3 separate regions of the Homo sapiens genome follow, and regions 2 and 3 are each linked to region 1. Evidence: chromatin contacts called from ENCODE Hi-C data. All regions are on one chromosome and are shown on one strand. The core of a region is the stretch at or near the end of the contact, and the rest is flanking DNA. Distances in the headings are between cores, read along the strand shown. Region 1 holds the start of HYCC1 (hyccin PI4KA lipid kinase complex subunit 1). Region 2 holds the start of FAM221A (family with sequence similarity 221 member A). Region 3 overlaps STEAP1B (STEAP family member 1B).

Region 1 (3,838 bases), core at 362-2,861:
TTTTCCCCCTTGCCACTTGGTTTGATTGAACTGATTATTTGAATAGCTGACTTTGAAGCCACTATTGGCCAAGCAGATCTTAAATGTTTTTCCTTCCTTGTCTTTGCCTGCACTTCAAAAATATGGTGGTTTAGACTACTATTCATCCTGTAAACCTTAAAATGTATTCACCTAAAGAAAAAAAAATACTTGGAAATGTCGGGGGAGGTGGGGTGCCTGTGGATGTTAGCAGTAGAATGTTTTCATGGAAAACAAGCCTCCCAGTCTTTCTGACTTTATGGCAATAAGATTTGAAAGCTGAAAACCTCAAACTGTAAAGTGTTACATGAACCAAAGAGGTGGCCCACCTGCTCCAAAAACTACTGTGTGATCCAAGGATAAATAATTTGCAAAAGGTCAGCTTGGCCCTACTGCCTGTAGGGCAGTCTCTGAGATAAGAAGTAGCTGCCGGTGGAACAAATTCCCCCTACCTGAAGAGCGCCGCGGCTGCCAGGCTTGTGATAGTGTATTTCTCAGAGAGCAGATTCTGTGCAGTACTAAACCACTTAGGCAAAATTAAAATCTTTCAGGAATGTCTAAACTCACAAAGCACACATGTGCAAGCTGACGGGCAGACAGCAAATTTCGGGGAAGCGTACAAACTTGGGGGTGTTTTAATGCAACCATTTTCAGCCAAACCCCCGAGGATTCCCGAGTATGTTAAAATGAGCCTCAGGAGAGGAATAACTCATAGAAAGAAGGGGCAAGGGCTCAAGAAGAGATCTTCAGCGAAATAACCAAGGAAGGAAGCGTGGCTGCTGTCTGAACCTCTCCGCCCTGCAGGGGACCAAAGACCGACTCGGGCCAACGCTGCTCTCCAGGGGGCGAGGGCGGGGGGTCGACAGTGACCATTGTGGCCACCAGACCGGACGGACAGTGGCGGCCTCGCCGAAGTAGAGGGCGCGAGTGGGAGAGGAGGCAGAGGCCAGAGCATCCGCCGCGGCAGGGAGGGGACGGGGGGCTCCCGCCCCAGGCCCACCCGGCAGAGGGGCGGCCGGTGGGGCCGAGGCGGCGGCACCCGGGTCACAGCAGGAGGCTGGACTGCTCCTCGCCGGGAAGGAAAGACCCGAGTCGCGCGCACAAAGCTGCCGCCCTCCAGGCAGCGGGCAGGCTGCGCCCAACTTCGGGGCGAGCAGCGCCGGCCGCAGCCCACCCGCCCGCCAGCCGCCCCCAGCGCCCCGCGCCGCCTCGCACCCACCCATGGCGCCTCGCGCGGGAGCCGTTACCCCCAGTGGAGCCGCGGCCCCAGGGACAAAGTCCCGGTCCTGTCCTCGCCGCCGCCTCGCCCCGGCTCCTCCCTGACAAAAAAAAGTTATCCGTTGCCGGACGCCCTGGGGGCCCGGCGTGGGTCTCTCGGCTGGACTCACCAGGGCGGCTGCCGGAGCTCCACCTGCAGGACCTCGACTCGTGAGGCTCTCAGCGACAGCGACGGAGGCTGCTCTGCTTCCTCCCGAGTAGCAGCACCACCTGCTCCCCTTCTTCCTAGCAGAACGGGTCCCGGTGAGCCATCTTCCCCCTCCTCTCACTGACTGACAACCCAGCCGGGAGAGCCACCACTGCCGCCAGCCTCTCTGACAGGCACGACCAGGGACCCGTCCTCAAGCAGCCAACCACCACCGCCCCACGCCAGTTCAGCCTATCGCCGTCCTCCGGGGCGGGATCAGAACAACTTCTCCACCAATGAGAATCTTCTTCTGCTGGGCCTGGGGCGGAGCCATGAGGCGCCTTGAGTGGGCGTGGTCTGAGCAATGGGCGTGATCCGGGCGTCCGAGGGAAGTTGATTGACTGTAAGGTTTGCGGTGGCCGCTAGGCGATGACAATCAGCGAAGGTCTCTTAGATTCTGAGCCGTTAGGGCTTATGGCCTTCTCAGAAAAAAATAAACCTTACCGGATGATGTGAAGGGTATCAATTTGTTTCTCTTTTGTGAGAAAAGAGAAACAAATTGATAATTTACTAGTCAGTAGGATTTACTTCCCTGTAATTAAATTCACAAGAATTTATCAAAATCTTATCAAATCCCGGGAGGAAAAAAAAATTACGTTTTTGCAAAATGGAAATACAAACTTCCCCCTCACTACATCATTGCTTTTGGGCTTAGCCTGGAAAAAGTCAAATACGATGCCTCAGTTTTCTTTCCATGGGGGTTGTTTTTATTTTTTCCATCATTCCTCCCTACTTTTTCTCTGAACATATACTAAATGTTTTGTATAATAACTGGAACCCGAGAACACCTGAACCTGCGCCTGCAGACAGTACTGCTGTTTTTGACCTTGTAAACCTCTCCTACCACATCCTTCTCAAGACTGGTCAGGATTAATTAGAAGAAAAACTGACCTCCACCCTAGAAGACAGGAAGTTCATTCTAGCTTTACACTAGAAATGGGCAGGATTTCTCCAGAAACACTAAGTGAACTTTTCAAACATGCTGAACTCATAAATAACAAGCACATAAATAAGAAGATATATTACTTGATATCAAAAGGGTATCAAGCAAACAATTTCAGGTAATTATTAGGGCAGATTGCTAAAACAGATAGGATCCCCCTCCAAAGGGAGGATCAGATTAATGAGTAAATAATAACAAACTACAGTGATAAGGACAATAGAGATTGGTTCAATGAGCAATGGAAACAGAGGACAAGAAATGACTGTTTAGGAAAGTCAGCGAACTCCACAAGGAAGGTAATGTTTGAGTTGGATCTTAAAAGGTAAATGGGAGTTTGCCAGAGAAGAAAGTCAAAGGGTATTTCAGAAAGGGAGAACACCATGTTCAAAGGCATGGAGCTGTGAAAGGGCACAGAGCCATTGTGGAATGTTGAGAAGGTAGATGGGGTTAAATGATGAGGAACGGCCAAAAATTGGGCTGGAGCAAAAGGTTGAGGTGAGATTGTAAAAGACCTCACAAGCTACACTAAGATATTCAGACAAGCACTGTCCAGCAGAGCTTTCTGCACTGGTGAAAATGTTCTATATTTGTGTTGTCCAAAATAGTAGCCATTAGCCACATGTGGCTATCAAATACTTGAAATGTGGTGTGACTGAAGAGCTCAATGTATTTATTTATTTATTTATTTATTTTTGAGACAAGGTCTCACTCTGTCACCCAAACTGGGGTAGAGTGCTTAAGTGATCCTCCCACCTCAGCCTCCCAAAGTGCTGGGATTACAGACATGAACTACCATACACGGCTGAAACTCAATTTTTAATTTTTTTTTTTTTTGGCAGAGTCTCCCTCTGTCACCCAGGCTGGAGTACAGTGGTGGGATCTTACCTCACTGCACTTCCACTTCCCAGGTTCAAGCAATTCTCCTGCCTCAGCCTCCTGAGTAGCTGGGGTTACATGAACTCACCACCACACCCAGCTAATTTTTGTATTTTTTGTAGAGACAGGGGTTCACCATGTTGGCCAGGCTGGTCTCGAACTCCTGACCTCAGGTGCTCCACCCACCTCAGCCTCCCAAAGTGCTGGGATTACAGGTGTGAACCACCATGTCTGGCATTAATTTTTAATTTTAACTTTAACAACTCCCATATTGGATAGCTCAGGTTTAGATTTTCTTCTTAAGGCAATGAGGGACAGACAACAGCTTTTAATCATGTGGACAATGCAATCAGGTTTCTTTTAAATGGTGAGAATCCAAAGAAAAAAAAACAGGGTAGAGAGGAAATTCTTGACAGATCAGACTGACTTAATTTAGGTCCCCTTGGCCAGAGCCTGTTCAGGACAAGTGTTTACTCAAAGAAATAGGGAGAGGAAGATCCAGGCAGCATGTTATTCATCTTAGAGAACACAAGCAG
Region 2 (3,838 bases), core at 380-2,879, 670 kb after region 1:
GAGTTTACTGCTCCAGCATCTTCCTGGAAGAGTCCACAATTGGGCTAAATCTATTTTAACCATTTCCCTCTAGATTTTTAAATTGTACTTGCCTACACAGACATTCCCCTGCCACTTTTCTGTAAGCCTGCAGAGCCTGGCATTTTCTTCTATTTTTCTTTGTTAGTTCAGTTGCTGCCTAAAAGCAAGACTAGGCTCTCATAGAGGTAGAATGGGGCTGGGCGTGGTGGCTCACGCCTGTAATCCCAGCACTTTGGGAGGCTGAGGCGGGCAAATCACGAGGTCAGGAGATCAAGACCAGCCTGGCCAACATGGTGAAACCCTGTCTCTACTAAAAATACACACACACACACACACACAAAAGCCAGGCGTGGTGGCTAGTGCCTGTAATCCCAGCTACTCAGGAGGCTGAGGCAGGAGAATTGCTTGAACCTAGGAGGCAGAGATTGCAGTGAGTCGAGATCCCGCCACTGCACTCCAGCCTTGGAGACGGAGCAAGACCCCATCTGGGAGGTGTCGGGTGGAAGAGGTAAAATGGACAGCAGCAAACCACACGTGTGATAGGAGAGAATACTGAGCTGAGATCAGTTTCCTAAAATATGAATCCGATTTCAGGATCACTCATTTATCTGACTGTCAAGAACGCCTCTGAACAGGAGGAAGACTTTGGGGAGAGGGTGGGGTTTGTTGAAAGGGTACCGAGAAGGGAGGTGGGTGGTACCCAAACAATTTGTTTACATAATGTTTTATGGACCTGAAATATGTAGAACAGTACTTTGAAACTAAAGTACTGTACTGAAGTTTAATTATTTTTCTTATTGTTTGCATATTCTCCCTCCCAGATACTTTACAGAGGGCGCTAAAGCTGATCCCCTGGGAGCTTCAGAGTTTAATGACTTCGCCTGAAGATTTCCTATTCTTTTCCACAACGTGCTAAGTCAAATTATGGCCAAATTACCAATCGCATGGTAATTCAGCTTCTAAATATATTTTGCAGAGTGTTTCCAAAAGTTAAAAAACAACAACAAAACTTCACCTAAATTGTTTTTACTTGCTTCACCTTAAATCAGTTATTCGGTTCCTTTGAAGAACATGTAGCTTTAGCAACCCCCAAAGTGAACCCAGATACCCAGGACTACTGATTGTTACATCAGAGTTTTTGAAAACGCCAATACTGGAAACAGGCCGACAGTTAAGGAGAGGCAGGCCTCAAACTAAAGCAGAACCTTCTCAAAACTACTTATATTTCAAGAGATGGATTAAGCGAAAAGAGCTGTACAAAGAAATAAGCCATTTTCTATGCGCCTGTTATATGCAAGGCACTGCACTCCCTTGTCACTTGTTAATTTACAAGAAGACTCGCCGGTCCAGGGAAGGGAGAGGGGAATAGGTGCAAGGTTTGTGGAGGGCGGCAAACTGCACTCCATGTGGCGCGAGGCTGCGCTTGCGGAGATCCGGGTTCTGGTGCCTGGCGCCGGCAGCCAGTAGGGGCGCGCGTCCTGCGCAGTTGCCGCGCGCGGCCTCCTCGGGCTTCAGGCCGGGCCAATCAGGAGGCGGGCGGGAGGGGGCGCGGTACCGGGAGGGAACGGGGCGGGTCGGGCTTCGAGGTCAGCTGGTCCGCAGGGAAGCCTTTGGCTTCCCCACCGGCAATGGAGCGGTTGACGTTGCCTCTCGGCGGCGCGGCGGCGGTGGACGAGTACCTGGAGTACCGGAGGTGAGGCTGTGGCTCCGGGCCTGCCCCCCCGCCGCTCCGAGGGGCCAGGATCCCTGGGCTGGGGGCGCGAGCAGGGGCCCGGCGGGCGTCCGCGGGGGTTCCCGGAATCTGTGCCTGGGCTGTTGGGGGAGGCCTAGATGAATTCCAGTTTAGTCTTTGCCTAATTAAATATTGTAGGGCCACGCGGTTCTATGCAGTGATGAGTCTTCCAATAACATTTAAGAGGCCCCTCTGCTCCCTTCCAAGAAGGATGACTAACTCTAGATTGATACAGAGGTCCAGCTGTTTTTTAAATGGCCATTGAAAACAGGCACATCGAGTACTCGGGGCTATAGAAGTTAGCATACATCAAATTAACCCAGTAATTGAGTCAACCGTGAACTTCTGAACGCGCTCCCCACCCCGAGGTGCTGGTTTTAGGAGAAAGGCACCGACTGGTGTTTGGTATTCTGGAGAAACCCCTTCCGAAACTGGAAACGGAGTCGCTCCTTTGGCCTGAGGACGCGGTTCATTGTCCTGGATCCTGACCGAGGCTGGTGCACCTGCAGCGACGCGCTCTTTTTCCGCTTCCTGGGGTTTTTGATCGTCCGGAATCTGGGCGGATGGGAAGTCCTGGAGAGGACCGCCTGAGGACGCGGAGTTGGGGCGGGAGGATGTGTGTGTACAAGCGGAGGGGAGACGCTCCAGGCTCCGCCAGGGAGGCCGGAGCGAGCGACAGGGGCTCCTCTGCGGCATCGTGGGTGGCCCAGATGACCCAGAGGTGTGCGCGCAGACGGCCCCCCAGCTGACTGTTCTCCCCTGCTCTGACTGCCCTGTTTGTGTAGTTTTGGGTAACCCTTAGAACTGCCTGGATATTCTGAGCCAGAAGAATAAGGGCTAGGAGCTTGATGGGGTCAGTTCCCACGCCCGGTTCAGGGTCAGAACAACCACCATCCCGTCCTCTCCCAGAGCAGAGCCGGCTCCTTTAGCCTCCAGTTCTCCAGAGCTTTTGCCTGGGAGCAAGTTGCTGGAGCTGGTGTTGACTGATAACTTGGATATTTAGATATGTGAATTGTGGGCCTCCAGTTGACTCTTGCCTAGCTCCGAACATGTTAGGGCAGACCTATGTATGTAGTTATTTATTTTATTGAGAAATTATTTAGTTATTTATTTTATTGAGACGGGGTCTGACTCTTTCCCAGGCTGGAGTGCAGTGGCGCGATCTCGGCTCACCGCAATCTCCGCTTCCTGGGTTCAAGTGATTCTCCTGCCTCAGCCTCCCGAGTAGCTGGGACTACAGGCGGCCAGCTAATTTTTGTATTTTCTGTAGAGACGGGATTTCACCACGTTGCCCAGGCTGGTCTTGAACTCCTGGACTCAAGCTATCCACCTGCCTCGGCCTCCTAAAGTGTTGGGATTACAGGCCTGGGCCACCGCGCCCGGCTGGGAAATTATTTTTGCAATCGTAAATAACTTGCAACACTTCCCTCTGAAAGAGATTATCAGGTCCTTTACTGACGTCAGAATTTTAGAAAAGTGGGGAAAACAGGACTTGAGTACCTAGATATGAAAAGGTGGGCTGGGAAGGTGGGGTGGGAAGATGAGTCAAAATATGAGTTTAGAAGGAAACAAACTTTCCTTCCGAAGAGTTTTCCTGGATTTGCTCTTGCCTAGGTACTTCGGTGGGAGTCGGTTGGGAGGGGAAGCATGCAGCCTTGTTACTCACACTGTGGGAGGCCCTGACCAGTGTCCTGGCATCACCTGTTAGCTTGTTAGAAAAGCAGAATCTCAGGCCCACTGCAGACCTATTATTATTATTATTATTTAGAGTCTCGCTCTGTCACCCAGGCTGGAGTGCAGTGGCACTATAATGGCTGACTGCAACCTTGACCTCCTGAGCTGAAGCGACTCTCTCTTCTCAGCCTCCTAACTAGCTAGGACTACAGGCATGCATCTCCGCACCCAGCTAATTTTAAAATTTTTTGTAGAGATGGGATCTCACTAGGATGCCCAGGCTCATCTTGAGATCCTGGCCTCAAGCAATCCTCCCACCTCAGCCTCCCAAAGTGCTGGTATTACAGGTGTGAGCCACCACATCTGGCTTTATCATGTGTGTGTGTGTGTGTGTGTGTGTGTATGTATATA
Region 3 (3,838 bases), core at 996-3,495, 580 kb before region 1:
CTCCAAGGCGATGGTATTAGGAGAGGGAGCCTTTGGGAGATGATTAGATCATGGGTAGAACCTTCATCAGTGGGATTGGTGTCCTTATAAAAGAGACTCTAGAGAGACCCCTCACCCCTTCTGCCATGTAAGGTTAGAGTGAGAAGATGGCTGTCTATGAGAAGTAGATCCTCGCCAGACACCAAATCTGCTTGTGCCTTGATTTTGAACTTCCAAGCCTCTAGAACTGTGAGAAATAAATTTCTGGGCTGGATGTGATGGCTCACGCTTCTAATCCCAGTGCTTTGGGAGGCTGAGGTGGGAAGATCATTTGAGGCCATGAGTTTGAGACCAGCCTTGGCAACATAGAGAAACCCTATACCTAATAAATAAATAAATAAATAAATAAATAAATAAATAAATAAATAAATAAAAGGTTAGCCAGCTGTAGTGGCATACACTTGTAGTCCCAGCTACTTGGGAGGCTAAGGTGGGAGGATCGCTTGAGCCCTGGAGGCAGAGGTTGCAGCCAGCTGAGATCATACCACTGACTCCAGCCTGGGCAACAGAGTGAGACTCTGTCTCTAAGGAAAAATAAATTCCATTGTTTACAGGCTACCCAGTTTATGGTATTTTGTGATAGCAGCCTGAACAAATGGACAGTCTTCATTCTACCCATATCTCTGTAATGAGCCCCTTCATTAAACTATGTGATTTGCCGTCTGTTTCCTTCCTAAACCTTGACTAGTACAATACCTGAATGAAAATTGAGAAATTACTACCCAGAAGAAAGGAGAACGGACACTAGGTAGCCAAAAAAACAGCAAATGTGTACCATGATCCACTACGGATTACATAGGTAAGCAATATTAAAGCACACACATGTACAATAGCAGCCTCGTCTCTTGTTAGAGAAATGCTCTCATAACTCCCTGACAGCAAAGAACTGCCAGTTGCTTCATGAGCTCAACCTCAGGTAGAAAAATACTCAGCCCTTCAGCTCTGCCGTTCCTGCCAGCAAATGCGGCCTGACTGCTCATAGGACATTTCAGTAATCAACTGGAAAATGAAAAATAGAAAAACACAGGGGGAAGAATGAGAAGAAAGAGAATCCCAGAATCTAACAGAACCTAAATGAGTTATTTCACCAAAAAAAAACAAAACAAAACCCAAAATCAAAAAGCAAACTTCGCAAGCTCCCATTCATTGCACCCCAAAAGACAGAGAACCTGGTAATTTGACCAGACTTCTGTAACAGCCACAGGACACCTTCCCCCAACTTACTATTTCAAGCCCTTCCACCCCCTCCACATAATGACTCATTGTAACCCCAGGGAGAGAGGATTTTCCTGCTCACAAAAGCACAAAGACAGGTTAGGCCAAACCAGTTTCAAGGAGAGGAGATCTATGTAGGAAAGGGGACCCAAATTGTAACAGCCACAGGACACCTTCCCCCAACTTACTATTTCAAGCCCTTCCACCCCCTCCACATAATGACTCATTGTAACCCCAGGGAGAGAGGATTTTCCTGCTCACAAAAGCACAAAGACAGGTTAGGCCAAACCAGTTTTAAGGAGAGGAGATCTATGTAGGAAAGGGGACCCAAATTGTGGATATTTGGGCCTGCCACATAGGAGAACTTCTATTGGGCAGGAAAGATTGCAAAGTATACCTATACAATTAGGAAGCGTATATTGGAAGATGTGAAAGGATAGACAGATTTAGGACTGTGCTATTCCAAAAAGCTACCCACCACTACTCATTCAGGAAAGAATGAGTCCTTGAACTGGTATAACTGGTTGTCAACTGAGATGAATTAAAGAACAAAACTGCTGGGCTTTGTCATGATGAACATGTGTGTATACGTATGTGTGTAAGATCATCCACCACCGATCACGTTCTCCTTTGTCCTCTCAACTCCTTTGCAGGTTCACAACAGTGTTATGGCGGGAGCAGGGAGGCACCTACATCCATTGGACCCATCCTGACAGCTGGGAAGGATGTGTCCAGCCACCCAGGGATGTGCATCTGGCACCCACCTCACAACAGCTGTTCTAACCACGTAAGAAGCACAAGGGTCACCGGTTACTCTCCATGAGAACAAAAGGCCAAGGATGCAGAGATAATTGCATCAAAGGGATTCAACTTCCTGGATGACCTCATTCCAAAGATCTGCAGAGCCCAGATAAGCATCCCAGGGTTCTGGCAGAGGGCCCCTCCAGGGACAGGAAGGGGACAGGAAGCCGGCTTTCCGTGTCTGTACCGCCTTCCTTGGGAAGGATAGGACACCTGTGGCCATCAAGTCATGATGCCCCATGCTGTCTCCCGCCAACTCCACAAGAAAGGCAAATGAGTGTCACATCGCCCCCAGAGTCATGACTCTGCTGATCCCACATGGGCCCCATAGAGGGCTTTTCCTTCTAGGTCTTCACCATAGATTTCTCATATTTTCATTTAAACAGATTTGTATGTAATTCTTGAATGTTTCCTTTCTTTCATATTCTCAAAAAATACATTAAGACTAGTAAGAATAGGTAAAAAAAAATTGGTACATCTCAGAAGATAATATGTGAGACTAATAGCTATAGTTTGCAATAAAGAAAATTAAATGAGGTTTCTAAGCACTTATGTATTTATTCTCTAAATGTTTTTGAGCCCTTTCTATGCCAGACACAACTCCAAGTCCAGAGACGGAAAGATAAAATGTTCCTTATGCTCGAAGAGCACATAGATTTGTTAGAAGTCATAGATACTTAAACAAATGATTATATAATAAGTTCTACAATGTAATTTTATCCTTGGGAATTCTGCTAATATTACAAGGAATAATAAATAGTCAAAATAAGAGTCCTTTATCAAAATTTATTTTTATACTGCTCAGTTTTGCCCTAGAATTTGTTAATTTATTCAATATTCTCAGCCCAAATCATTCTACAATGGTGGAAAGATTCTAAATCTATGCTGTCCAGTGGAGTAGCTACTAGCCACATGTGGCCAGAAGTACTTGAAATGTGACTAGTGTGACCGAGGAACTGAATTTTAAATTTTATTTAATTTTAACTCAGGTCAATGTAAATAGCCACATGTGGTTAACATAGTTCCAGAGTTCTAGTCCCAGATAGATCTGGCCAGATTTACCGAAACAAGTGAAGGTTAATCAATTGTGATTAAAATCAAGCAACACACCAATGTGAATGGCCAATGAACCATTCAAGAAAGAATCACCTGCCTGCCCACCTGCACCCACTCAACCTTGAATGTCTGGAAGAAAACGAGCCTGTTAGACACAGCAGGAAAGGAGGTGGAAAGTGTAACCATAAGGCAAGGTCAAGCAGCTCAAACAGAAGCACCAGGCACAAACAAACCACAGAGAAAAGCTGGAGGGACAGCACGAAGCTGGTGAGTGTCAAAACGAAAATAAAAGCAAGTTCAAGCTCAAGTCCAATTTTTAAACACTTGAGATTTTAGAAAAATAAGTAGAATCTAATCCAAAAGCCATTTATTGACAACCCTCCATCAGTAAATTTTTTCTGAACATTTTCTGTAGGCTCAGCACCAAGGGGGGTGGTTATTAAGAAGTCTATAGTAACATCAGTCTCCACCTTAAAGAATCTTAAAATTTGCTTGAGAGACCAAATGCATACACATAAAATCGTGAGAAACTGAGACAAGACAGTATTCAGTAAAGCACTCAATTGTATTTATTTAGCCACATCTAAAGCTCACCTGTGCACGATACGCACCGTGGGCAGAGAGGTAAAGAGAGAAGTGAGCGTAGGTTGCTCTCACCTGGATGGGCTTCATGGAGACCAGCAGGTGTGATATAAGACTCAATTCAAGTTAGCCTGGCCTCCATCTG

Evidence for each region. A loop is a pair of places that touch in the nucleus more often than their neighbours do. Pooled maps may share reads with other maps.
Region 2: a map of CD8-positive, alpha-beta T cell shows a loop between it and region 1 (10-fold over the local background). The contact joins the promoter of FAM221A here to the promoter of HYCC1 in region 1. A Hi-C loop is called at or near these places in 3 of 168 maps with a recorded cell type or tissue (CD8-positive, alpha-beta T cell, naive thymus-derived CD4-positive, alpha-beta T cell and prostate gland) and 6 of 50 pooled maps.
Region 3: a map with no recorded cell type shows a loop between it and region 1 (6-fold over the local background). The contact joins the enhancer-like site here to the promoter of HYCC1 in region 1. A Hi-C loop is called at or near these places in 1 of 168 maps with a recorded cell type or tissue (HepG2), 16 of 37 single-sample maps with no recorded cell type and 5 of 50 pooled maps.

Annotation. Positions count from the first base shown.
Region 1 is chr7:23,012,519-23,016,356 of GRCh38, forward strand. It overlaps HYCC1 (hyccin PI4KA lipid kinase complex subunit 1), which reads right to left and starts at 1,612. Exons shown (of 11, transcript NM_032581.4): 1 at 1,407-1,612. RefSeq lists enhancers at 314-995, 1,413-1,602, 1,763-1,942 and a silencer at 953-1,222.
Region 2 is chr7:23,678,570-23,682,407 of GRCh38, forward strand. FAM221A (family with sequence similarity 221 member A) reads left to right here and starts at 1,630. Exons shown (of 7, transcript NM_199136.5): 1 at 1,630-1,714. The coding sequence starts at 1,650. RefSeq lists a silencer at 1,564-1,853 and an enhancer at 2,184-2,433.
Region 3 is chr7:22,432,011-22,435,848 of GRCh38, forward strand. All of the region lies in intron 4 of STEAP1B (STEAP family member 1B), which reads right to left. Among named protein-coding and RNA genes, the nearest start is that of STEAP1B, 66 kb to the right of the region's middle. RefSeq lists enhancers at 2,020-2,314, 2,088-2,232 and a cis regulatory region at 2,152-2,169. Within about 2 kb of position 2,246, at least 8 of the 41 ENCODE cell types and tissues checked have a DNase peak (open chromatin) inside an H3K27ac peak, as active enhancers do.